Regions from separate parts of the Homo sapiens genome. Here region 1 is linked to region 2. A link is a loop called in an ENCODE intact Hi-C map of the cell type or tissue named here. Cell type or tissue: A673. All regions are shown on one strand. Each heading gives the region's core, and the rest is flanking DNA. Links, peaks and the distances in the headings are about the cores only.

Evidence for each region. Hi-C counts contacts between places; a loop is a spot of excess contacts. Peaks named below come from ENCODE experiments on the same cell type or tissue, not always from the same donor. Only the 100,000 strongest peaks of a DNase experiment are listed, where the experiment ranks them.
Region 1: a loop joins it to region 2, with 2.5 times the contacts of the local background. A loop is called at or near these places in 2 of 110 quality-filtered maps.

What each region holds. Positions count from the first base shown.
Region 1 is chr11:134,359,099-134,361,997 of GRCh38, forward strand. GLB1L2 (galactosidase beta 1 like 2) reads left to right here. Exons shown (of 19, transcript NM_001370461.1): 7 at 1-43. Among named protein-coding and RNA genes, the nearest start is that of GLB1L2, 29 kb to the left of the region's middle. RefSeq lists an enhancer at 1-142. In A673, for the core only: a CTCF peak has its summit at 1,318 (motif pointing right); a DNase peak (open chromatin) is centred at 1,373.
Region 2 is chr11:134,475,118-134,478,016 of GRCh38, forward strand. The region is part of intron 3 of B3GAT1-DT (B3GAT1 divergent transcript); the gene reads left to right. Among named protein-coding and RNA genes, the nearest start is that of B3GAT1-DT, 40 kb to the left of the region's middle. RefSeq lists a silencer at 1,404-1,604. In A673, for the core only: no CTCF peak of the experiment used is centred there; a DNase peak (open chromatin) is centred at 1,504; H3K27me3 peaks cover 1,012 bases.

The DNA of each region.
Region 1 (2,899 bases), core at 241-2,740, 120 kb before region 2:
TCAGACAACAAGGATGGGCTGAGCAAGGGGATTGTCCAGGGAGGTAACTGCACTTGTGTTGGGCCGTGGGGGCTGGCGGCGGCCCTGGGCTGGCTGTGCACGCTCCCGCTGTGGGACTGCGACCCAAGTAGGAGTTTCTCTGGTGCCTGTTATTCTCCCGTGCATATGGCACTGGGCTGCAGACACCCTTGGGTTCCATGAGTGGGGAGGGTCTGTGTGAGAGATTGTGGTGCGTGGCTGGCTGGGTGGCTGTTCTCCTGCCCTGCTGGGCACTCGGGCTCCAAGGGCACTCTGCAGATGACTGCTTCACGTGCGGGCTTCCTGTTTTCAGAACATCGCAGCTCCGTTCTTCCCAGCTGCATGGGCCCCGAACCTGGTAGTGACTGTGAGCTCCTCTCCATTCCGCCTGGCACCTAAGCCATTGTTTGCTTTATCTCCCAGTGCTCCTGGAATCCCTACAGGCCTAAGCAGTTGCCTGCTAGCAGCACCCCTGGCCTGCATTGCTGCAGTAGCATTTTCACTGTTGACTCCATAATGTGTTCTCAGCATATCAGCCTCCGTGTGCCTCTGAAAATGTCGTCCAGATTACCCTATCCTGCTGAACGCCAGGCATCTCTGTCACACTCAGAGTGAAGCGCAGGTTCTGGGAATGACCTCGAAAGGCCTCTCCACTTGGCCTCCAGGACCTAGCTGAGCTCACCTCCTGCTCCTTCCCTTTGCTCACACCGTTTCACCCTCTTTACTGTTCCTCCAACATCCAGATCCCCAGCCTGGGGGGCTTTGCTCTTCTTCCAGAGAGCTACATGGCTGTTCTCCGAAGTTAGCGAGGCTTTCTGTAGCACCACACTTGAAATTGAACTTCTTCCTTCGTGGGGCTCACTCAATCCTTCTCCCTGCTTTCTTTTCGCCCTCTCACCTTCCAGGTAGTTTATTTATGTCATTCATCTGTTTCACCCAGCAGTACTCTTGGCGGGGCTTGGGCTTTGGCTGGTTCAGGCTGTGCTCAGGGGCCCAGGCGTGGTTTGTGGCCTTGGTGAGCATAGCGCCCTCCCATCGTTGCAGCGGGGCCCTTCCTGTGGCCTCCTGCACCCGTGCTTGTGTCTGCTCTGGCACATTCCACGCTTTCTTTTCTTTCTTTTGCATTTCCTTCCACAGACCGAGCTGCTGGAAGATCTCTCTATATCCCTGCAGCAGCGCCTAGCTGGCACCCAGGGAGTGAAGGTCCATGAATGGCGAGGAAAAGGCTTTTGTCCCCAGGCAGAGTCAGTCAAGGACCCAGACCTCGTGTCTCCGGCATGGGGAGGACCAGCAGTGATCCCCACGGCTTCCACGCGGTGGCGCCGTCTCCCCACGGCTGCTTCCAAGGCCTGCTCCGGGCTCCGCAGGGCTGTGGCTGTGTTGGGAGACTCCTGGTGCTGGAGCACGTTTTAGCGCTTGGCGGCCTCCCGGTTTCAGGCCTTGCAAGGAAGCCCGGGAGCCGCCACTGCTTTTCCCTGTGGCCCTCCCACCTCCAGGCACCCACCTGCGTGCCCCTGTTGCCACCTGCTGCCCGGAATAACTTCTTTTTTTTTTTTTTAATTAAAAAAATTAAATGGTCTAAAAGTGAAATAATCGAAAATGTTGGTAGAGAAATACAGTGTTGCCTACTCTTCGTTACATTCTCCAGAAATGACCATTTTCAACTCTTTGACTTTTTCTTTGGATATTTTCCTTCTTATTTCCAAATACTGTGAACATACAGCCCTGCATCGTTTGCTTTAAAAGTTCTGCCTATTGGCCGGGCAGTGGCTCAGGCCTGTCATCCCAGCGCTGTGGGAGGCCGAGGCGGGCGGATCATGAGGTCAGGAGATCGAGACCAGCCTGCCCAACATGGCGAAACCCTGTCTCTACTGAAAATACAAAAAATTAGCCGGGTGTGGTGGCGGGCACCTGTAGTCCCAGCTACTCGGGAGCTGAGGCAGGAGAATCCGTGAACCCGGGTGGCGGAGTTTGCAGTGAGCCGAGATTGCACCACTGCACTCCAGCCTGGACGACAGAGCAAGACTCCGTCTCAAAAAAAAAACAAAAAACAAAAAACATTATCCGAGCGTGGTGGCGGGTGCCTGTAATCCCAGCTACTTGGGAGGCTGAGGCAGGAGAATTGCTTGAATGTGAGAGGCAGAGGTTGCAGTGAGCCCCGATGGTACCCCTGCACTCTAGCCTGGGTGACAAGAGCAAAACTCCGTTAAAAAAAAAAATTCTGCCTATTGACTTCTTGTTCCAGTAGGTGATGAGTGTTCTTTCCTGCCAGCATGGCTGTTCAGCCCTGATAGGCGCCAGCGTGGGCCTCGCGGATGTGTATGACAACGGTTCACTGCAGGCACCTGCCACGTGGGTGATGCCCTGCACAGTATCTGTGAATTCTCAGGGTGCCAGCCGGCTCTGCAGTGTGCTTAGTTTTCAGTGTAATTATTCTGTTTGTTTTTCTTTTCATTTCAATTCTCTTTCCTCCCCTCAACTCCCCTGGTGCCGCTTTCTCTTTTAAACAAATGCTTTGCCAGAGATGTCGCAGATGCCTGTCGATGGTGTTCCTCAGGTCCTGTGCCTGTCCGGTTCTGCCTGGGTCTGATCCGGCTCGTGTGGAGGCCTCGCTCTCATTGTTCTGGCCTGCATGGTGGGGGGTCTGCTGCTTGGCTGCATCCCGCGTGGAATCCTGCTTCCTGGAGTTCCAGGAAACAGGATGTTTCTTGGTGCTCCGTGGCTTCCCGGCACCTGCTGTTGCTGCTTCGGCACAGGGGACTCCGGCTCCCGAGCGTTTCCTGGGTCTTCTTCCTCCTCGCCCCCGGCCAAGTTCCTCAGGGAGCCCGCCCTCCCCTTCTCGTGCTGCTGCGCATCCGGGGAGCGGCCCAGTTACGCTCAC
Region 2 (2,899 bases), core at 103-2,602:
TGACGCAAGCTTCGCCACCTCACTCCCACCCTCACCACTGGCTGGTTGCTCTTAGGAAGATGCTGTTTACAGGATCACGCAGTGGTTCAGGCCACCACGATGCCACTTCCCCTGCTCTTAACCCCCCACCAAACTGCAGGTGGCTTCCCTGGGAGACTCGGGGCAACACCCTCTCGTCCTGTATGAAGCTTGTACCTTTCTCCACCCAAGTGAGTGACAGCTGGCGGGAGTTTTGCACTGTGGAACAGGGTACACAAAGACACTGGAGTGAGAAGGCAGGGGCATGGCCAGTCTATGTCTAGGAGGTGGTGGCTCCACCTTCCTTGTGGACTCAGCTTTGGAGTCATGCAGGCTGCTCTCTGGGCACTCCTGTGAGCCATTTCTTCTGCTGATAGGGAGGAACGTCCCACTGCCCCAAGATGGGTTCTGTGCAGAGTCTCCCCAGGGTCAAGACAGGAGCTAGAATGTATGTCATAGAAGGATGATCTAAATGGTGACTTCTGGCTGGTGAGGAGAGGCTATGGCACCTCCACGGCTGGTGGCCTCTTGCTGAAGTAAGCATGGTCAGCATCCCCCCTGCACCCTGTGGAGGTGGCTTAATGCATTCCCTTGACTGCAAAGGACTCCTTGCCAAAGAGACCTTCTTCCCCATGAGGCTGAGGCCTCCTAGGACCCTCAGTGCTCAGGAAATTATAACCAGCCACCCCCATCTCCATTCATTGGAGAAGGAGTGACGGCCGCCTCAGTGCCATTAACTCTGTGCTGTGATTAAATGGATCCCAAGGAGACTCCTGCTCAGGGACACCCCCTGTAGGACTGATGCCAGGGCTAGGCTTGCCGCACAGTGCTCTATTCCTTTGGTTATGCACCTTCCTTGGCAGAATCCACGCTTACCAAGAGGAGTCACTCTGAGCTGCTTGCTGCCAGTCACATGCTTAGCAGTAGAAGATATCTTGTGCTTGTCAGGTGACTGTGAGTGAGAGGGAAGGGGGCCCAGCGTGAAGCCAGGTGGGACGGCTTCTGCGGGGCAAGACACCCCACTGGAGGAGGCAGGGGCGCGCTGTGCAGGCCTCAGCACCAGCTCTGGCTGCTGTGGTGGGATCTCAGATCAGTCACTTTGCCTTTTTGGCCTCAGTTTTCTCATCTGTACATCATGGATTTGGGATTAAAGGATTTCTGAAGATTTTACTCATTCTGAGATTATGGTCCCTGGAAACCTTTAGGGAAAAGGGAGCTTCTTCTCTTCATTATTTTAACATACTTGATCTTTTATGTTCTTTGGTAGGGAGAGATGATAGGTAGTTAGAGAAGAAGCAGCTCAGTGAAAAAGCTGAAAGCCTTGTGGAAAAATAAGTTAAATTGACCCACTGTGACTCCAGGGACCTGGGGAGACTTTGATGTCCGTGTTTTTGATTACACATCTCTTCTCTCAGAGTGAAGATGCGCAGTTCTAAGGAATTATGCCCAATGGCAGAATTGGCAAGGGACAGGGAACTGTCCAGCAGAGAAGCTGCTGAAACCCTTCAGGGAACATTCCATTCCGCCAGGGCCCGGCTCTCACGCTCTGCTCTGCAGCGCATCCGGTGCCAAGGAGGGGAGTAGCGAACGTTGACCTTGTCCCTAAGGAGCTTACACGCAGGGAGGTCAGCACAGACACTGGAATATCTAGGACTCTGCTATCGAAAAACACAATTGCTGGCACATGGGTTCAGAAGACAGAGAAGGAAAAGAGCTGTAAAGAGTTGGGTGGGCTGAGGTTTGAAATGGGCTTTAATTATGACTGGACACAATTTGGTGACAAATGGGTGAAATTTCAAGCAGAAGAGGTAGCATGAGCAAAAAGGGGTGTGCAGTCTTTGTGAAGAGAAGGGGGAGGGAGTGGCAAGGGAATAGGACAGAGAGGAGGAGGAGGGAGAGGAAGCCAGAGATAAGGAGCCAGGGGGGGAAGAAAAGGGCAGAAACGAATGTGAAGGAGATTCTGAAGACAAGCCACTGTGGTGGTCCAGGTGGTTCCATGGTGCCGCGCCAAGCCAGGGGCTTGGAATTTAGTCTGGGAGGATGGTGCTGAGTATGGATGAGGAAGGAGAGGAATGGAGAGGGGAGAAACGGGAAGGTACTTCACACTGATTAAGCAAGCTCCTCACAGGGCTATGACTTCTCCCTTCTCAGAAGGAGGTGCCCTGTGGCATGCCTCTAGGCCCAGAGTTAAAGAGCTGGAGCCATTAGGAGCAGCAAGGGGCTGCCTCCCCACTTGTCTGGTTACTTCTGGTTACTTCTCCCTCAGGGTAAGTCCTCATGAGGGATCATCTCTGCCCATGGAGCTGCTTCCGCTGCCCTTAGGCTGGTGTAAGAGGAAGGCTGTGTACCAGAGGTAGATCTTGCTCCTAGTCCACCAGCAAAACACATCCAGTTATTTCTATGCCTCAGTCTCCCTTCCCCACACTGATCTCTTTATTCCCCTACTACCTAGAAATGGAAGGGAGACAATGAGGTGGGAAATAGAGTTTTTCGAAAGGTGTTTTTTGGATAAGACAAAGGCCTCTCAGAGCAGAGCTGGCCATTGGAATGGTTTCCTTTTGTTATTTAATACCGGGGCTTTCACACAGGAGTTTAGCCCAGCTTTTAAGTCTTCAGTATCAAATAGTAGTTGGTGTCACATCCCTGCTGAAATACAGCCATGAAAATGTTTCTTAGTGATAGATTTAGGTTGTACTCCTTAAGAAAAGCCCAAATGTCAAGAATTGCTTCCCACTGGTACACTTTATTGGGGAGAAGGGCATCTCAAATAGAAGGATGGTTGGTCTGTCTAGAAATGGTAAGAATACTACAGGTTAAAGGCAGTGGTGGTCTGGACTAAATGACCCCTGAAACTCGGATTTTATGGTGTTTTCAATCTCTG